Linked DNA regions of Homo sapiens: region 1 is linked to region 2. The links are chromatin loops, found by intact Hi-C in ENCODE. Cell type or tissue: ascending aorta. All regions are shown on one strand.

Region 1 (5,000 bases), 260 kb after region 2:
ACCATTACGCAAAGCTTTTGTATATACTGAGTTCTAAAAATGCCTTTTGAACTGGTGGAAAAGCAGCGTGCCCAAGCGTGTCAAGAGCTTTACTCTGACACCGTAATTCTATTTTGGATAACCTACCTTAACAAGATAACATGGGGACTCATTGCTAAGTGCTCCTAGCTACAGAGACCATGGTGAGTCAAGATGGTTTAAGGGCAGTGTATTGGGGTTGAAAGGATATCACCTCTTGTTTCTAGGTGAAGTAAACACTCCAAAGCCTTAAAAATAATTCTGAAACTAGCTTCCTGTTATTCCACTGCAATACCAACAGAAATTTATAATCAGAACTGGACATACTGAGATCCTTCTGCAATTTAAATAGCTGGCAAATGGAAATGTTTCTCCAGTGAGTAACTGTCAAGCATTTGCCATTTATTTCCAAAATTAATGATGCTGATGTTAGTGTTTGTCTGCTTAGCCAGAACATTGCTGTGGGGATTATTTAGCAACATTTATTTACTGCAGGAAAAAAAAAAAAAAAAGTAGCAATGGGCTTTACATTTACAAACCACAACATAAGAGAAAGAGAAAATAAACAATATAAAAATTATCAGGCTCCTCCTGACTCATGGTTCTCTAAACACTACAGCTTCTCTTCTGAGAACCACTCCTCCCTGGGGAAGCAGCCAAGAGGAGTGACACAGACAGATGGAGTCCAGGCTTGAGCCTGTCAACTTACCAGCCAACTGACGATGGACAAATTGCTTAAACTAAGCCTCAGTTGCTATCTGTTAAATGGTAAATTGCAGATGATAATAGTTTGATCATCTCAAGGTCACTGTGAGGATTGAGTGAGATAATCTAGTATGTATTTTGATTTCTCCTTTTTTCCTTTATTTTTTGAGACAGGGTTGTCTCAGGCTGTTGCCTAAGCTGGAGTACAGAGGCACAATCTCTGCTCACTGAAACCTCCATCTCTCAGGTTCAAGCGATTCTCCTGCCTCAGTCTCCCGAGTAGCTGGGATTACAGGCGTGTGCCACCACATCCCACTAACTTTTGTATTTTTAGTAGAAATGAGGTTTCGCCATGTTTGCCAGGCTGATCTTGAACTCCAGACCTCAGGTGATCCACCAGCCTCAGCCTCCCAAAGCTCTGGGATTACAGGCATAAGCCACTGCACCCGGCCTCCTAATATTTTAAACCTACACTGGAACTCTCCTCTCTCCCCACACCCGCTAACCCATTCTCCAATTCAATCAAATCACATTGCCTCCCACTGCCTTCAGGAGAAAGCTCAGCCCCCTCCACTGCAGGACTTGAGAAGCCTCTAGGATCCTACCCCATCTTCCTTCTCTATGTCACAGCTCCAAATATCCCTACCCCCAGTCAACTCTAGGCACACCAAACTGTTTAGGGTTCCCCAAACATGCCACCCCTAACACCCTATTCCTCCCATATCTCCATCTGTCTCCCTAACATTCCAGTGTTTCAAACTTTAGTGCTCTAGTTCTTAGAAACCACTCTCATACTTCAAATTATCTTCAGTCCTAGAAGAAGTCTTAAATAGTACTACAGAGGGAGGGAGGTAGAATACCAAGGTGGTGTTTTGGTAGGACCAAATCTATCCTATTTGAAGACATATACTTATATAAGCTAATTATTAACTATTATAGTTAATATATTCTAATTCTAATTATATTGAAATAATTAGTTAATATTATATTCTAATTCTAATTATATATTATACTAATAATATATAATTATATCAGAATAATTAGTTAAAATTATATTCTAATTCTAATTATATAATTGTTATATAATTCTAATATAATTATATAATTCTAATATAATTATATATTAATTCTAATATAATTATATAATTCTAATATAATTATACATTAATTCTAATAGAATTAGAATATAATGTTATTATATAAAAAATATATTAACTACTATACAAGAAAATACAATGCGGCTGGATTAACTTTTTCAATCTACATAAGAACTTTATAAGGCAGATACTGTTATCTCCCACATTACAAATGAGAAAACGGAAGCACAGAGGGGTAAAATAATTTGTCCAGATACACAAGCTGAGACGTATGACTCCATGAAAGTTAGTGAGTATTACTCAAAAACCAGTCTTACAATGACAGTGCTTCGACCCAACTCTTAAGCACTGGCACGTACTACTTCCCTCGACAGTAACAACTAAGGCAATTTCATGTGGTGTGTCATGGATGATCACGCGGAAAGCATTCGGGGAATGTGTGAGCCAGCCCCAAAGAAAATGCCAGAAAAAGCCAGGCTCAGTGGCTTGCACCTGTAATCCCAGCACTTCGAGAGGCTGAGGCAGGTGGATCACCTGAGGTCAGGAGTTCAAGACCAGCCTGGCCAACATGGCGAGGCACTGTCTCTACTAAAAATACAAAAATTAGCCGGGCGTGGTGGCGGGTGCTATAATCCCACCTACTGGGGAGGCTGAGGCAGAATTGCATGAACCCGGGAGGCGGGGGCTGCCATGAGATGATATTGTGCCACTGCACTCCAGCCTGGGCAACACAGCAAGACTGTCTCAAAAAAAAGAAAAGAAAAAACAAAATGCCAGAAAAAGAAAAGAAAAAGAAAAGCCAAGCAGTAAAAACCTCCAATGCCAAGTTTAGTATCCCATATCCCATAGAAATCGAAAACAAGATCTATTTGAACACCCTGCTGTAACCTAACAATCATGAAAAATGAAAACTGGTAGCTTATTTTGTGTCATACCAAAATTGGGAAAAAACACGTATTTTTCCCAAAGACCTGATGATTTTATGAGAGATTTTTATGAGAAATCTGAAATATCATAAACCAGCTGCTTAAAGCTCATAAAGCCCAAAATCATTTCATTTCAAAAAAATAATGTACATGGATGTCTGAAATCTTCATTAGTGTTTTCTCCAGTGCCCTCTAATGGCCATAAGATGAAAAAGCAAAGAAAATTACATACCCACAAATTATCCCAAACTCTTCACCCACTATAAACAAAGTTTTTAAATTCTTTTTCTTTTTTTTTTTGAGATAGGGTCTCACTCTGTCACCCAGGCTGGAGTGCAGTGGCGTGATCTCGGCTCACTACAACCTCCGCCTCCTGGGATCAAGCAATCCTCCCACCTCAGCCTCCCAGTAGCTGGGATTATAGGCACGCACCATCACCCCCAGCTAATTTTTGTATTTTTCGTAGAGATAGGGTTTCGTCATGTTGCCCAGGCTGGTCTCAAACTCCTGAGCTCAAGCGATCCACTTGTCTAGGCTTCCCAAAGAGCTAGGATTACAGGCATGAGCCACTGCGCCCTGCTAAACAAAGCTTTTAAATAAAGCTTAACCTGGTAGAAAATACAAAAATCTCTCAATCAGCTATCACATGCATCATTTTCAGACAATTTCACCAATGAAAATTACTCAGATTTTTAATTAAGAGTCATAACATTACACATTCACGTTGACCCAGTATATCAATATGGGGAATGTGTAAATGTAGGAAAACATTCATACATTTTTCAAAAGTAAGAAAGGTCTCAGACCAGTGTTAATTATAAGAGCAGAAAACTTGAAAGCACATCAAATGACCAACTCTAAGAAAATGTATAAGCAAATTTTAAATGTTTAAGCAAGGCCAGGCCCGGTGGCTATCCTAGCACTTTGGGAGGCCAAGGCGGGCGGATCACTTGAGGTCAGGAGTTCAAAATTACCCTGGCCAACACGGTAAAAACCCCATCTCTACAAAAAATACAAAAATTAGGCAGGCATGGTGGCACATGCCTGTAATCCTAGCTACTCGGGAGGCTGGGATGGGAGAACTGCTTGAACCCAGGAGGCGGAGGCTGCAGTGAGCCAAGATTGCACCACTGCACTCCAGCCTAGGTGACACAGTGAGACTCCATCTCAAAAAAAAAAAATAGACCAGGCATGGTGGCTCATGCTTGTAATCCCAGGACTTTGGGAGGCCAAGGCAGGTGGATCACAAGGTCAATGGATCAAGACCATCCTGGCCAACACGGTGAAACCCCGTCTATACTAAAAATACAAAAATTAGCTGGGCGTGGTGGCACGTACCTGTAGTCCCAGCTACTCAGGAGGCTGAGGCAGAACAATCACTTGAAAGAGGGAGTAGAGGCTGCAGTGAGCCGAGATCGCGCCACTGCACCCCAGCCTGATGACAGAGTGAGACTCTGTCTCAAAAAAAAAAAAGTAATTAAAAAAATAATAAAATGCTCATTTCAATGTCTGTCGGGCTTTTCAAGATTATAAAGCACTTTCATATACAACAACTCTATGTTCCTCAGGAAAGGAGATTAAAGCTAGGGAAGGTTAAACTGTACCTTTAGATCACCAAGTTACAATCTGGCTGGACCAGACCTTGTACCCATATTCCATCTACTTGTCATTCTTTTTTTTTTTTTTGAGACGGAGTCTCACACTGTCACCCAGGCTGGAGTGCAGTGGCGGGATCTCGGCTCACTGCAAGCTCCACCTCCTGGGTTCATGCCACTCTTCTGCCTCAGCCTCCCGAGTAGCTGGGACTACAGGTGCCTGCCACCACACCTGGCTAATATTTTTGTATTTTTTAGTAGAGATGGGGTTTCATTGTGTTAGCCAGGATGGTCTTGATCTCCTGACCTCATGATCTGCCCGTCTCAGCCTCCCAAAGGACTGGGATTACAGGAGTGAGCCACTGCACCCGGCCTACTTGTCATTCTTAATAGCTCCTCTTCCCGGGCTTCAAAATACAAAAGCTACTAAAAATGACAAAGACCACATGGCCACATGGAAGTACAAGTTGAGTAGCTTTAGCTGAAATGCTTAGGGGATCAGAAGTTTTTCAGATTTCACAATTTTTTTTAGATTTTCAAATACTTGCATTTTGCTTAACAGTTGAGCATCCCAAATCTTCAAAGCCAAAATCCGAACTGCTCCAATGAGTATTTCCTTTGTTTTGTTTGTTTTGTTTTGCTTTTGAGATGGAGTCTTG
Region 2 (5,000 bases):
AACCATCTAAACTTCTGTAAAACATTTAAAACATCTTTCACAATGTACTGGTGAACTAGAATGAAAGGTAAAATTTCATATAGTCCAAAAATGAGGTGTAGTAGCAACCCTGGGAGGTAAGCAAACTGACTTTTGCCCTAAAGGTTTCATTAATCCCTGGGGACCCTGACTTTGTATCCAGATGGCTGCATGGAGTGCAGAGCACAGGAGGTAGAGTCTAAGCTTCTTCCAAGACGAGTAGTCCAAGAGGAGGCACCTAAATAAAGCTGGGTCCTGCAAAGAGTCACATCCTCAAGGAAGTGAGATTGAACACTAAACCTATAGGGCAGATGGCGACAGCAAGAAAACTAGCTTGTTATGACCTGAGGGTGCAGTGGAGGGGAAAAAAAATAACTCCTCCTTGAGAATTCATAACCATAGTGAGCGCTCAGATCTGGATTTGCAGTCAAGATTCATACCACATACATGATCAGAATAATCTTTTTTATCTTTTCCTTTTGTTTTTTTTTTTTTTTGAGACAGTCTCACTCTGTAGCCCAAGCTAGAGCGCAATGGCGAGATCTCAGCTCACTACAACCTCCACCTCCCAGGTTCAAGCATTCTCCTGCTTCAGCCTCCCGAGTAGCTGGGATTACAGGTATGTGCCACCACGCCTGGCTAATGGCTAATTTTTGTATTTTTAGTAGACACAGGGTTTCACCATATTGGCCAGGCTGGTCTCGAACTCCTGACCTCAAGTGAGGCCCACCTTAGCCTCCCAAAGTGCTTGGATTATAGGCATGAGCCACCACACCCAGCCCAGAATAATCATTCAGATAATTAAAAGTGATTCAGGCTGGGAGCAGTAACCCAAGTAAAGTGAAACTCATGTTGCCCAGGCTGGTCTACCAAAAACAGAATAATTAGTCAGGCATGGTGGCACATGCCTATAGTCCCAGCTATGCGAGAAGCTGAGGTGGGAGGGTCACCACCTTGCCACTGAGGGAGGTCAAATCAGCAGGGAGCCGTGATAGCACCACTGCACTCCAGCCTAGAAAGAATGAGAACCTGTCTCAAAAAAAAAAAAAAAAGAAAAGAAAAGTGATTCTGGAGTGTCCCCAGGCAACTGTCAAAGCAACAGCACGTTCCTCTCTTGAAAACCCACCTTTGGGGCCAGGCGCGGTGGCTCACACCTGTAATCCCAGCACTTTGGGAGGCCGAGGCAGGCGGATCATGAGGTCAGGAGATCGAGACCATCCTGGCTAACATGGTGAAACCCCATCTCTACTAAAAATACAAAAATTTAGCCAGCATGGTTGCAGGTGCCTGTAGTCCCAGCTATTCGGGAGGCTGAGGCAGGAGAATGGCCTGAACCCGGGAGGCGGAGCTTGCAGTGAGCAGAGATCACACCACTGCACTCCAGCCTGGGTGACAGAGCGAGACTCGGTCTCAAAAAAAAAAAAACCCACCTTTGACCTAGGCCCCAAAGAACTCCAGGGAAAATGAGTGGCTCACAATAAACCTAGTAAAACATATAAAGAAACAAGGCACTGACAAAATTATTTCACAAACACTTTAGATAATCATCTATCATAGATTATAAAATGACTATGTTTAATAAAATTTTAAAAATAAAACAGGGAGAGAATGGGCTCAAAAAAAGAAATAAAAGGCCAGGCATGGTGGCTCGCACCTGTAATCCCAGCACTTTGGAAGGCTGAGGCGGGTGGATCATGAGGTCAAGAGATCAAGACCATCCTGGCCAAAATGGTGAAACCCCGTCTCTGCTAAAAATACAAAAATTAGTTGGGTGTGGTGGCGTGCACCTGTAATCCAAGCTACTCAGGAGGCTGAGATGGGAGAACTGCTTGAACCCGGGAGGCAGAGGTTGCAGTGAGCCGAGCTCACACCACTGCACTCCAGCCTGGGTGACACAGTGAAACTCCGTCTGAAAAAAACAACAAAAAAAAAAACAAATAAAAACCCAGACTATATTGTTTAGGGATACTTAGGTGACAAAATAATAGACACAAATAGAACATAATTACCATAAAAATCAGGACCTTGAGGGGGTTGGGGGGAAGGTTTAAGTGGAAAGAATGGAGCGGTGACAATGTGTGTCAACCTGGGAGGTGGTGACCCTGGAGTTCGCTTTGTAATTCCTCAAAATGAGCATTTATGTGCTATTCACTTTTCACAGGGCAGAATCTCTGAACTAACATGTTTAAGCAGCCATATAAAAAAAAAATTATTCTCAAAATGTCTCAAAAAAACAAAAATGTTATATATATACGTATAAAAGAAATATATACACATACGTATATATCTATACATATACGTGTGTATATATATGTATATATACATACACGTGTACATATATATATATATATATATATATATATATATATATTTTTTTTTTCCTAGTCGGGCGCGGTGGTTCACGCCTGGTATCTCAGCGCTTTGGGAGACCGAGGCGAGAGGATTGCTTGAGCCCTGAGAGTCTGAGACCAGCGTGAGCAACATAGTGAGACCCTTGTCTCTATTTTTTTTTTTTTTTTTTGAGTCGGAGTCTAGCTCTGTCGCCCAGGCTCGAGTGCAATGGCTCGATCTCAGCTCACTGCAAACTCCGCCTCCAGGGTTCAAACGATTCTCCTGCCTCAGCCTCCCGAGTGGCTGGGATTACAGGCGCCCGCCACACGCCCGGCTGATTTTTGTATTTTTAGTAGAGACGAGGCTTCAACGTGTTGGTCAGGTTGGTCTCGAACTCCTGACCTCAGGTGACCTGCCTGCTTGGGCCTCCCAAAGTGCTGGGATTACAGGCGTGAGCCACGGCGCCCGGCCTGAATAAATCTTTTAAAACATAAAGGTTTGGGTGAGTCCCTGGCCGGCCGGCACAAATGCCGGGGTGGGACCGCGAACCGGGTGGGACCGCAAACCGGGTGGGACACACTCGTTCCGGCCCGGGGGGACTCGGGCCAGCAGCCGGCCGCCGCGCGTGCGCACTTGGCGCGGGGTGGGGGGGAAGGAGGGGCCCGCGCTCCTACCTGTAGGTGGCCAACGCCGGGCGCTGGGCCGCCGCTCCTGCCTTGCACGTTAGAGAGCCGGTACATGCAGGTGGGAAGCTCCACACGGAGAGGCGCGCCGCGCCCGTGATAAGGTTTTACCTGGTACATCGGCATGGCGGAACCAAAGCAAGAGAGGGTGGCGCGTGCCAAACACCAACGCTCAGAAACCGTCCGAGGCTACGACTGGGGGCGGACATCTCCCTTGTGACCCTGCTGCGGTCGTTCGGGAAAAAAAAAAAAAGCAGTCCGGTGTGCTCTGATTGGCCCATGCTCTTTGACGTCACGGACTCGACCTTTGACGGAGCTAATAGGCGAAAAGGAGAGACGGGAAGTATTTTTTCCGCCCCGCCCAGAAAGGGTGGAGCACAACGTCAAAAGCAGCCAATGGGAGCCCAGGAGGCGGGGCGCCTGTGGGAGTCGTGGAGGGAACTTTCCCAGGCCCCGAGGCGGATCGGGTATTGAGTCCATGGAGCGAGCTGAGAGCTAGAGGTGAGCTGGGCTCGCGGTCTCCCTTCTCGCGCGTCCTCCTTGAGAACCACGGCGTTCCAACCTCCCTGGAAATGGGGGGAACATGGCCGAGGGGCGTGGCGAGGCGTGGAGGCCCCGGAGCGGCGTCCTCAGCGCCCCAGCCATCCAGTGCTCCTTGGTTGCGCCTTAAGGCCGAGGCAGGCTCCTTCGGGGTCTTTGGCTGCGGGCAAAGGATTCGGCCCTGTAAGGAGCTGGGTTCGGCCTGTCCCAGACAGGCCCTGCCCACATCCCATCACAGGGCCGTGAACTTGAAGCCCTAGCGTGAAATCCCCATAGACTGAATGCATTTCCTTTCTACCTGTTCTCTCTCCCCTTTTATTTTTATTTTTATATTATTTAATTTTTAATTTTTTATTTTTGTAGAGACGGGGATTTCGCTATGTTGCTGAGGCTGATCTCGAACTCCTGAGCTCAAGCAATCCGCCCGCCTTGGCCCCCCAAGGTGCTGGAATTACAGGCCTGATGCACGCTGCCTGGCCTTTTTAAAAAATTGAGGTTATTTTGGGGAAGGTAGAGCGTCCAGACACATCCTAATTTGCATAGCTGCGCAGTTTTACAAAATGCAATGCATTTCTACCTGTTAGGATATGTGATTTCTGGCTGGTAAGCTACACCGAATCTTGGCTAGCACAGTTGCATTCCATGTCAGATATGTAAACACAAATTCGCTCTCTGCATTTAAATATATTAGATAGATTTAAGTAACTACATTTAAATGTATTCACATTTAAATACATTTTCGGTCTGTATCTAAATGCGCTCCCTCCTGAAAATAAATATCTGAAGTGGGCCGGGCGCGGTGGCTCACACCTATAATCCCAGCACTCTGGGAGGCCAAGGCGGGTGGATCATGAGGTCAGGAGCTCATGCCTAGCCTGGCCAACATGGTGAAATCCAGTTTCTACTAAAAATACAAAAATTAACTGGGCATGGTTGGCGGGCGCCTGTAATCCCAGCTACTTGGGAGGCTGAGGCAGGAGAATCGCTGGAACCCAGGAGGCGGAGGTTGCAGTGAGCTGAGATCGAGCCACTGCAGTCCGGCCTGGGTGACACAGCAAGACTCCGCCTCAAAAAAAAAAAAAAAAATCAGAAGTGGACTGTAGCCTATAGTGTGTTGCCTAATAAATTTATTTTTAGAGATACTTCTTTCAATTTTCTGTGAGGTCATCTGCAGTTTCACATGGTAGACAGACTTAGGTGAGATTCTTAGCAAGGTGGAATGAAGAGTAAAGAGGTTTGTTTATTTCACAAGGGTTTATTGAAGGCCTACAATGTGGTAAATGCTGTAGGAAATACCCAATGATTTCTCTTTCATGGAGGTTTCCTGCCTTCTCTTAACAAGTTATCAATTAAACGGTTTACTGGAAATTGCTAAGTTAATGAACACACGGGATACATTCTTTGGATGAGCAGACATTGGTTGGGCAG

What was found. A loop is a pair of places that touch in the nucleus more often than their neighbours do. Peaks named below come from ENCODE experiments on the same cell type or tissue, not always from the same donor. Only the 100,000 strongest peaks of a DNase experiment are listed, where the experiment ranks them.
Region 1: it touches region 2 in a loop (6-fold over the local background); 18 of 110 quality-filtered maps call a loop at or near these places.

What each region holds. Positions count from the first base shown.
Region 1 is chr7:67,038,890-67,043,889 of GRCh38, reverse strand. All of the region lies in intron 7 of TYW1 (tRNA-yW synthesizing protein 1 homolog), which reads right to left. Among named protein-coding and RNA genes, the nearest start is that of TYW1, 45 kb to the right of the region's middle. In ascending aorta, CTCF peaks have their summits at 2,749 and 2,953 (motif pointing left); a DNase peak (open chromatin) is centred at 689; H3K27ac peaks cover 1,441 bases.
Region 2 is chr7:67,300,909-67,305,908 of GRCh38, reverse strand. It overlaps the pseudogene PMS2P4 and the pseudogene STAG3L4. Among named protein-coding and RNA genes, the nearest start is that of SPDYE21, 26 kb to the right of the region's middle. RefSeq lists a silencer at 2,879-3,058 and an enhancer at 3,239-3,288. In ascending aorta, a CTCF peak has its summit at 3,013; DNase peaks (open chromatin) are centred at 3,018 and 3,438; H3K4me3 peaks cover 2,196 bases; H3K27ac peaks cover 1,591 bases.